3 separate regions of the Homo sapiens genome follow, and regions 1 and 3 are each linked to region 2. A link is a contact called in ENCODE Hi-C or POLR2A ChIA-PET data. All regions are on one chromosome and are shown on one strand. The core of a region is the stretch at or near the end of the contact, and the rest is flanking DNA. Distances in the headings are between cores, read along the strand shown.

What was found. A loop is a pair of places that touch in the nucleus more often than their neighbours do. ChIA-PET counts read pairs that join two places held with the same protein, here RNA polymerase II (POLR2A). Pooled maps may share reads with other maps.
Region 1: a loop to region 2 is called in a pooled map, with 4 times the contacts of the local background. The contact joins two enhancer-like sites. A Hi-C loop is called at or near these places in 9 of 168 maps with a recorded cell type or tissue (adrenal gland, esophagus squamous epithelium, gastrocnemius medialis and 6 more) and 3 of 50 pooled maps. POLR2A ChIA-PET finds 5 or more read pairs at or near these places in 4 of 52 experiments (BJ, CD4-positive, alpha-beta T cell, activated CD8-positive, alpha-beta memory T cell and 1 more).
Region 3: a loop to region 2 is called in a map of CD8-positive, alpha-beta T cell, with 11 times the contacts of the local background. The contact joins the promoter of MAP1LC3B here to the enhancer-like site in region 2. A Hi-C loop is called at or near these places in 34 of 168 maps with a recorded cell type or tissue (A673, CD4-positive, alpha-beta T cell, CD4-positive, alpha-beta memory T cell and 23 more), 27 of 37 single-sample maps with no recorded cell type and 35 of 50 pooled maps. POLR2A ChIA-PET finds 5 or more read pairs at or near these places in 9 of 52 experiments (CD4-positive, alpha-beta T cell, CD8-positive, alpha-beta T cell, K562 and 5 more).

What each region holds. Positions count from the first base shown.
Region 1 is chr16:87,434,047-87,436,972 of GRCh38, forward strand. The region is part of intron 2 of ZCCHC14 (zinc finger CCHC-type containing 14); the gene reads right to left. Among named protein-coding and RNA genes, the nearest start is that of MAP1LC3B, 43 kb to the left of the region's middle. RefSeq lists an enhancer at 1,015-1,932. Within about 2 kb of position 1,410, at least 9 of the 41 ENCODE cell types and tissues checked have a DNase peak (open chromatin) inside an H3K27ac peak, as active enhancers do.
Region 2 is chr16:87,635,207-87,637,980 of GRCh38, forward strand. The region is part of intron 1 of JPH3 (junctophilin 3); the gene reads left to right. Among named protein-coding and RNA genes, the nearest start is that of JPH3, 34 kb to the left of the region's middle. RefSeq lists an enhancer at 512-691. Within about 2 kb of position 1,350, at least 5 of the 41 ENCODE cell types and tissues checked have a DNase peak (open chromatin) inside an H3K27ac peak, as active enhancers do; they include CD8-positive, alpha-beta T cell, where a contact is called at or near this core.
Region 3 is chr16:87,390,446-87,393,606 of GRCh38, forward strand. It overlaps MAP1LC3B (microtubule associated protein 1 light chain 3 beta), which reads left to right and starts at 1,891. Exons shown (of 4, transcript NM_022818.5): 1 at 1,891-2,022. The coding sequence starts at 1,983. It also overlaps a transcript of FBXO31 not described here. RefSeq lists enhancers at 849-1,807, 3,024-3,073 and silencers at 1,324-1,973, 1,994-2,163, 2,274-2,403.

The DNA.
Region 1 (2,926 bases), core at 160-2,659, 200 kb before region 2:
GCAGAGCCGGGCTGCAGTGAATGAAGCTGCACGGGATGGACAGCCAGAGGGATGAGCGGCCTCACCAGGGAGCCCGGAAGGCATCAGCCTACTCATCCCGTTTTCCACGTACACTGGTGCGTGTTTTTCTCATCAAAAATAAGATGATACAATTAGGTTTTAAGCACTATTTTTAAATGAGCCCAAATATCTGCTCAAAATAAAACAGCCGCGTATCGAACATGCTGTAGTTTCTGACTCAGCCTCATCAAGGCAGGCCTGCCCCGCTGATCCAGCGCTGAAGTTTCTCACTGCCCAACACACCCGGCTCTGCCAGCTTCCACACTTCCCAGGCGCCAGGAGCCCCACGCCGAGCTTTACACATAACTGGGAAAGAGGCTACGGGAGCATTCTCCCTCCTTCCTCCACCAGCCTTCGCTGGGTCTGGAGGCCACCTGGCCGCGTGCGACGGGGATGTCTGCTAATTTGTAGAATCTAACTTTGTCCAACGTGAAATACTCAACACAACTTCTCAGAACTGTGAATGTGACACTTCCTGCAGGCACCCAAAGACCGCCTGGTCTCCTGCACCACCGTTCTCCAGAGCCCTCTCCACGGGCGCCAGTGCTCACACAAGGTCACGGCCACCTCAAAAAACCGTATGGCCAAAAAGTTTTTTGGGGTGGTTGGGAGCAGTGGCTCACGCCTGGTATCCCAGCACTTTGGGGGGCCGAGGCAGGCAAATCACAAGGTCAGGAGTTCGAGAGCAGCCTGGCCAACATGGTGAATCCCTGTCTCTACTGAAAAGACAAAAAATTAGCTGGGTGTAGTGGCGGACACCTGTAATCCCAGCTACTCGGGAGGCTGAGGCAGGAGAATTGCTTGAACCTGGGAGGCGGAGGTTGCAGTGAGCCGATATCGCGCCATTGCACTCCAGCCTGGGCAACAAAGTGAGACTTCGCCTCAAAAAAAAAAAAAAAAAAAAAAAAAGACGTTTTTTGGGAAAAAAAAATCTCAGAAACTCCTTGTAAACTGTCAATGTACATTAGGATATTAAGGACTCTGACAAGTCCTACAGTACATTATAATTTTTTAAACGATTCCCCACATTTTTTGGCAACTTCTTCTCCTAACATACACGAACCTCTCCTAGAGCAAGGACCTGCTCTGTGCACACGCTCTGGGGATGGTTCTAAGCCTGCACTGCCCAAATCACCCGTGGCAAGTTAAGTTAATTAAGAAGGAATAAAATTAAACGTTCAACCCCCAGTTGTCCTGAAGAACCACGCTGAGGGTTCTGCAGCCATGGGAGGCTAGTGGCTGCCACGCTGGGCGGTGTGCTCCCAGACAGCGCTGTCTAAACCAACACCCGCCCGTCCGTGAGCAGCTCTGTGGGCCTCCACATGCCCCTCATCTGCATGTCCTCTGTGGCCACCCCGTGATACCATGGCTGAGGAGCTGTGCCAGACACCACCCTGCTCCTGGAGCCAACGACACTGACTCCCTGTATCTGCAGAATGAGCCAGCCAACCCTGCGCTGAACCAACCATCCTCGCTCGCTCCCCAGCGTGTGCTGCAAACACCCGGCCACGTCCCAGGTCACCCTGCAGGTGCTGTGAGGGTCGTGGAGCACGAGGCAGCGGGCGCTGCGCTCCCAGCGGCACCACCTGCTCCTCCAGGGAACCTCGTGCATCTCACGGATGCGGGAGTCCACTCGCTTTAGAGTTCTTTAAGCTTAAAATAGCACCTCACAGGAAGGAATTACTATAAAAAATACAAATGTTTATTTCCTTTCTGGCAAAACAAAGAGCACAGCACATTTAGAGGCTACACAGCCCTGCTGATGTTCACTTAGTGGAACTACACGCTGTTCCTGCCTGACTTCCTCAGTCAGACTGTCAGCAAATACATAGCTTTTATGTTTTTCTAAAGCAGTACTTCTAAAACTTCCCACAATGACATCACTCTAATCCATGTATTTTACTTTTTTAAACAACATATAGTGTCAATGAATACAGAAACATGTAGTCAGCATTCTCCCTGGCCACAAACACCATGTGTACCTCATGTCCCAGGACTGAATAATATTAGGGTTTATGAAAAAAGTAAAAGGAAAAAAAACCCATCTGGACTGAGAGTAGGAAGTGACTCAGTCATATTTCATATCTGGACAGGAAAATGGGAAAAAGCAGATGAATGTTATTCAGCTGTTTTCAAATAAAAGAGGCATTTCCAATTCTAGGCTCCAAATGTTGGCGCATCCCTCTGCAGAATGGCTAGCCTGGGCAGTGGCGGCCCCCCGCCAGGGCACCTCCGGGCCCAGGAGCGACGCAGCGAGGCTCCCTCTACTCCTGCCCTGGACCCCATGTGCTCCGCGGGCTCTGAAGGCTGAGAAGAGGAGCCTGGGAGAGAGGGAAGACCAGGCACAAGGAGTGAGGGGCCGGGCTAGTGCGGGGGCTGGGTGACCAGCCTGAGTCAAGGTCAGGAAAGATTTCAGCACGCTCTCAACTCTGCAGCCATTAGACGCTGTGATTCGAAAAACCACAACAAGAAAAAAGGCTGATAGAGCAGCAGGATAAATAGCTCACACATGCCGGGCTTACGCCTAAGTGATGGGCTGATGGGTGCAGCAACACATCATGGCACACATTTACCTATGTAACAACCTGCACATCCTGCACACGTACCCCAGAACTTAAAAGAAAAAAAGAAAAAAGCCTCGGATATTAACTGGAAAATTACAAATTCTATGCATAACATGATGACAGTTTTGTTTAAAATGGAAATGAAAACACTAAAACTAAACGATCGAAAGTGATGGGAACAGCTGTGTACGGTGGCGAAGTGAAGAGTAGCTTTTCCCCACATTTCTGTAATGTGGTTTTGCCATCTCAAAGCGAATACCTATCTGCACGCAGACACTCATTACAACCCACTTCCAGTCTGC
Region 2 (2,774 bases), core at 100-2,599:
CCTGGGACCTCTCAGGTGCTCTTTGGAGGTGTTGACCTGGGGCATCTGTCCATGGCCCTGAGGAGGTGGAGCACCTGGTGAGGGCTGCGCTCTCTCCAGCTGGGACCCCGGGCTCCGAAACTAAAGTTTTGGGAAGAGTGTCAGCTGACGGGTGGGGCTTCAGAGGAGGAAAAGAAACAAGGGTGTGAGATGTGCAGGCCCTGGTGAGAGACAGGCAGCAGCAAGAGCCTGCCAGCCATACTTACCCACAAGGCCGGCTGAGGGGCTGTGCTGGCCCAGGGCTCTGGCTTTCGGACCCAGACAATGCTGCTGACCAAGCAGGCCAGGCGCTGAGTGACTGTCCCAGCGGATCTCCGAGCAGGGTCCCTTGAGCATTAGGAATGCAGCTTCTCAGGCCATGCCAGCCTGGCAGAACAGGAAGGGAGGGGTACAGCCCTGTGGGGACGCAGCTGTGGCTCGAGTGACACCTGCTGGCGGCCTCATCTCATCCGCTCTCTGCGAGTCTGTGGTGGTTCTAGTCGGCGTTTCACGGGCAAGGTTTAGGGGGTTTGTTCCTCAGCTGGGGTCCACCCACGTCTTCCGACTTCCTCTCTCAGTGTTTGGGCCATCGGTGGGTGAGGTGGCTGCAGCAGAGCCGGGGGCTCCTGTGTGCGGAGGCAGCACCGACATCCACTGCAGCCACACCCTCCTGAGAGGGTCTGGAAGGAAGCAGGGCACCCTGCGAACCCACCTTCCTCTGGGGTGTCTTCCGGGGCCCCAGGGCCAGGGCAACTGGAGCAGACAGGACATTATCTAGCTCTGGGGGCCGTGCTGACCGAGCCAGACCCTCGCGGCGGCCCACAGAGATGGGCAGCTTGCGGGGCAGCTTTGTCCCCCCGACACTGGGTCCTGTCTTCATGCACACAAGCCGCCTGTTCTGCAGGTGACCAGTTAGGTTCGATGGGACAGGCTTTGGGAATCAGCGGCTTGGGTTTGCCCCCCACAGCCTTGGATCTTGACCTTGGGAGAGGCCTCCACCACGTGCCCTGGGGTGGGGTGGGGGCGGGGGCGTCCTGCATCTGCGCCGTTCAGCTCAGTTGCCCTCAGCCGCGGTTGGCCGCCAAGCACTAGGGTGTTGCTGGCACAGCCAAGGAACTGAGCCCAGACTTTTTGTTTACTTAATCAAGCATAAATGCAAAGGGCTGGGGGTGGCCGAGCTGATGGTGCAGGCGTGTGCGCTCAATAGCTCCGTCACAGTGGCTGTCGCTTTATTGAGCAACCGAGGGAGCGAGGGAGAGGAGCAACTGCGGCGAGCGTGGAGGCCCAGCCCGCAGAGCTCCCGTCTGGGGGAAGCCCTGTCCCTCACTGCCTGTTCCCGGCGCTTTGGTGCCCTCTGCTGTGGGGTGATGAGGTCAGGCTACGCAGGCAGTCACGGCAGAACTGAAGGCCGTGTGCTTTCGTGTAGCCAAACCCCTTTTCTTACTGATATCAGTTATAAAATCAGAGCTATGTTCCCACCAGGGGCAAAAATCCAACACCGTGCAGTTGCAAACACGGGGCAGGAAAGACTCCGGCGACCCTCATTACACTGTGCCGGGAGGCATGGCCAGAGCTCCGTCAGTTCATGCGTCGCTTAAACCTAGAGGTGGGTGCGATTGTCACCCTATCTTACAGGTGTGGAAACTAACTCAGCTCCGAGATGTGACTGACCTTCCCCGGCCATAGTACGCGCAGCGCAGTGGGGCCTGGACGCGGCTGCCTGGTTTCAGGTCCACACGCTCCCCAGCACTGCCGGCCAGGCTCCAGCATGACGGGGGTCAGGCCTCCACAAGGCCCTGTCGGCCACGGGAGTTTGCTGCGAGATCCTGGGTCCCTGACTGTGTTCTCAAAGCCCCTAGGATTTGACCAGCCGTTCTTTTATCTTAGGAGTCGGAAATCTTACATCTGTATTTTTATTTCGCTGTGCTTCCGCCCCCTGCTCTGCTACCCTCACCTCACTACGTTGTTTTATTGGCATAGTATAAAATTCACATTTTACAATATGCAATTCAGTGGCACTAGCACATTCACGGGGTTCTGATCATCAGCTCTATCAGGTTGCAGGCCACTTTCATCACCCCAAAACCCCAGCCCTGTGAGCAGCCATTCCTGCTCCTCCCCGGCCATCATCCGTCTGTCTCTGGATTTACCTGTTCATGTTATGGGGGAGAGAGAGAGAGAGAGAGAGTGTGTGTGTTTGTGTGTGTGTGTGTGTGTGTTTTAAATGAAGGCTTGTGGTACGGGGTCTGTTCTCATTTTGCGCCGGTGTTGGGCCTGAAGTGTGTCCTGTGTGCATGTCTCTGACCCCCGGAGTCATGGGACCCAGTCACGTGCTGCGCTGACGTGGAGTCCGAAGTTGTAAAGACAAAGCTGGGTGAGACCCTAGTGACTCACAGGCCCTTCTGCTCTCCTTTCCAGATCTGGGACTTTCTCGGGGACAACCCTGGGATAACAGCCACCACTGGAGTCTATGCTTGAAGGCCATTCCGCCTCGTGGTGCCCTGGGCGAATGTCGAGGGAAAGCAGACTCCCTGTGCCCCCGGGGTTGGCTTCTTGCTCAAGGATTCCAGATGCTGGCCTCCTGGGTGGTGTTCCCATGCCGAGCTCCAGTTGGGGGTGTGACCAGCACCCCGTGCGGGGGCTGCTGGTGTTCTGTGTTGTCAGAGCAGTGCTGTTTTGTGTTTTTCTTTAAAAAAAAAATTTTTTTTTGAGATGGGGTTTCACTCTTGTTGCCCAGACTGGAGTGCAGTGGCACA
Region 3 (3,161 bases), core at 641-3,140, 240 kb before region 2:
TCTTTTTTTTTTTGAGATGGAGTTTCGCTCTTTCCCCCAGGCTGGAGTGCAGTGGCAGGATCTTGGCTCGCTGCAACCTCTGCCTTCCGGTTTCAAGCGATTCTCCTGCCTCAGCCTCCCGAGTAGCTGGGATTACAGGCGCCTGCCACCACACCCGGCTAATTTTTGTATTTTTAGTAGAGATGGGGGTTTCGCCATGTTGACCAGGCTGGTCTCGAACTCTTGACCTCGTGATCCTCCTGCCTTGACCTCCCAAAGTGCTGGAATTACAGGCATGAGTCGCCGCACCTGGCGCGAGAAATATATTTTCATACTTTTTTTCTTCTTTTTTGTGGAGGACGGGGTCTTGCTATGTTGCCCAGTCAGGTCTCAAACTCCTGGGCTCAAGCGATCCTCCCAGCCTCTGCCTCCCTGAGAGCTGGGTTTACAGGCTTGGAGCCACCGCCCCCCGCTATTTTCATGTTTTGTATGATTCAAGCTTACAGTGTAGAGTGTATTAGCCTAATCCAATTACTTTATCCAATTGGGATAGAAGAAAGGCTTTTACAAAGTCAAAAGGAGAAATCCTGGAACTATGGGGCTCTTTCAAAGTATTAGATGTTAAAGAACAAAAACAGCCAAATAGCCGGGAGCAGTGGCTCACGCCTGTAATCCCAACTCTTAAGGAGGCCGAGGCGGGAGGGTTGCTTGAGGCCAGGAGTTCAAGACCAGCCCGGGCAACACAGCGAGATCCCGGCTCTACTCCCAGCTTCTCGGGAGGCTGAGGCAGGAGGATCCCTTGAGCCCAGGCGACCGAGGCCGCCGCGAGCTATGATCGTGCCACTGCATTCCAGGCTGGGCAACAGAGCAAGACCCTGTCTCAAAAAAACCCCAAAGAATCTAGTGCTGTTCCTACAGAGACACATTGGCCACAGGCTGAGGTGGGCAATAGCAACCAAATATCGCATGGTGGTTTACGCACTGCAGCCCATTTGGAGTCCTCAAATATGACTGCCCTTTCACAGATGAGTCTGAGACTCAAAAACTGTCACTAGCGTAAGGTTGTCCAGCGAGTTTAGTGGCTGGGAGGCTGAGGGGTAGACAGGGCGGCTAGCGATGTGGGGCAGGCCTGGCAGTCGCCACAGACGACCTAACGGTAGGAAAATCTTACAGCCACCAGGAGAGTTCCAGGCGCCGCGGCAGGGGGACTGGGAGAGGGGACTGCGCCCAGAATGAAGGCTCGGGACAAAAGCAGTTGCGCAAACGCGCCAAGGCTGGGCGTCGAGTGACCGCGGGCGGAGGTCACCAGCGGCCACTCCCCGGAAGCCACCCACGGACCACGCGCGCCCCTGCACGCAGAGGGGGCCAGGGCTCCACGGGCGAGCGGCGACCCTGCCTCCCGGAGACGGCGCGGCCTGCCCTGCGCGCCTCAGCCCCGGGTGCCGGCGTCTCGGGCAGCACCACCAAGTCTCTCTGGAGGGGAAAGGATGGTCGGATTTGCCCCATGTCCCTTCCTCTGACCCCTCCCTCAAGAGTGCCCCGGGACACCCCGCCTGTGGCTCAGCCTCCCCCGCCCCGCGCTGCCATCTCCTCAGGGCCGGGCAGCAGGCTCCCGAGCGCCCACAGACCCGGGGTGCGGCCCAGCCCACAACCGTCACCTCAGGGGCCTCAGGCGCCCAGCGGTGCTGGGCGGGGCTGGGGCACGACCGGGAGCATGCGCAGAGCGCGCGTTTCGCCCATCGCGCACGCGCACACACCTGCTCCGCCCCCACGCTGCGTGCCGCTGCTGGGTTCCGCCACGCCCGTCATGGCGGCGGCCCCGGCCGGCTCTGGCCCCGCCCCTCGGTGACGCGTCGCGAGTCACCTGACCAGGCTGCGGGCTGAGGAGATACAAGGGAAGTGGCTATCGCCAGAGTCGGATTCGCCGCCGCAGCAGCCGCCGCCCCCGGGAGCCGCCGGGACCCTCGCGTCGTCGCCGCCGCCGCCGCCCAGATCCCTGCACCATGCCGTCGGAGAAGACCTTCAAGCAGCGCCGCACCTTCGGTGAGTGTCGCCGCGAGGGCGGCGGGTGCGGCGGGGCCGGGGTCCGAGCTGTGGAGGGCGGCAGGGCCTGGGACGCCGTGAGGGGTCGGGGCCGAGCCGGGAGGCCGAGCGGGGCCGGTGGCTGCCGGCCGGCGGGGCCGAGGGATGCGGGGCCCGGGGCCCCGTGAGGGACCCAGGCCGGGACCGAGCCGGGAGGGCCAGGGGCTGGTCTGGGCCGGGGCGGCCTGCGGACCTCTCGGAGGCCTGGGAGGAGGCAGCCGGCGGAGGGCGGGCGGGGGCCGGTGCGCTCGGGGCCCCGGGCCTGCTGAATCACCCCGCGCCCTCCGCGGCGGGGTGCCTGCCGTACCCCGGCCACCGCCGCCCCCGCAAGCGCGCTGCGGGCGAGGGTCGCGCTTCTGGGGCCCAACAGCCCCCGGGGCCGCGCTGGGCCGTTCGGCTCTGAAGCGGGGCTGCGCCGGGACCCAGCGCGTCACCTTCAGGGCTGGTTTTCCCGTCGAGGGAGCCCGCCCGGGTGCGAGTGCCTCTTACAGACCTCAGTGCCTCGGTCGAGAGGAGGGGAATGTGCTGGGCCCCGGCCTCGCCGCGCCCGGGACGGCCCACAGCGGTGTTGCCAGTTCCTGTCTGTAGCCCAGGAGCTGGGGTGGGAGACTTCTCTTGGGTTTGCGATTACGTTCTCACCTTGGCACCAGGAATACCGAATACATCCCTTTTCTGCCGGTTCAGACTGGAAACCCAGCTTAGGTGTGCTGGCATTTGGTTAAACGTGCAGGTGTCACCATCACAATATTTACTCCACGCAGATGATGCGAAGTGATTATTTCCCGCTTGAGCAAGAGAACGCCGCAGATCCAGGTATCTGTTGTTGCCTAAGTTCCAGACACCGGTTTGGAAGGGAAGCACCGTGTTCATCGCGGTGGACTGCGAATGCCTGCCGCCATCCTCGTCAGGAGCCCACACAGTGGTGCTGTTTGTCTGCTTTTGCCTAGTTTCCCGGAGTCTAGAAAGAGTTTAGCATTCATTTGAGTTTGGATATAGTTTTGCAGGTCTCATTGACCATTATTTTTTTTCTTATGCCTGAGAAACTTAAGCAAATTAAAATGGACCTTAGCTTGCCAAGCATATCTTTTCAGACAGCCTCT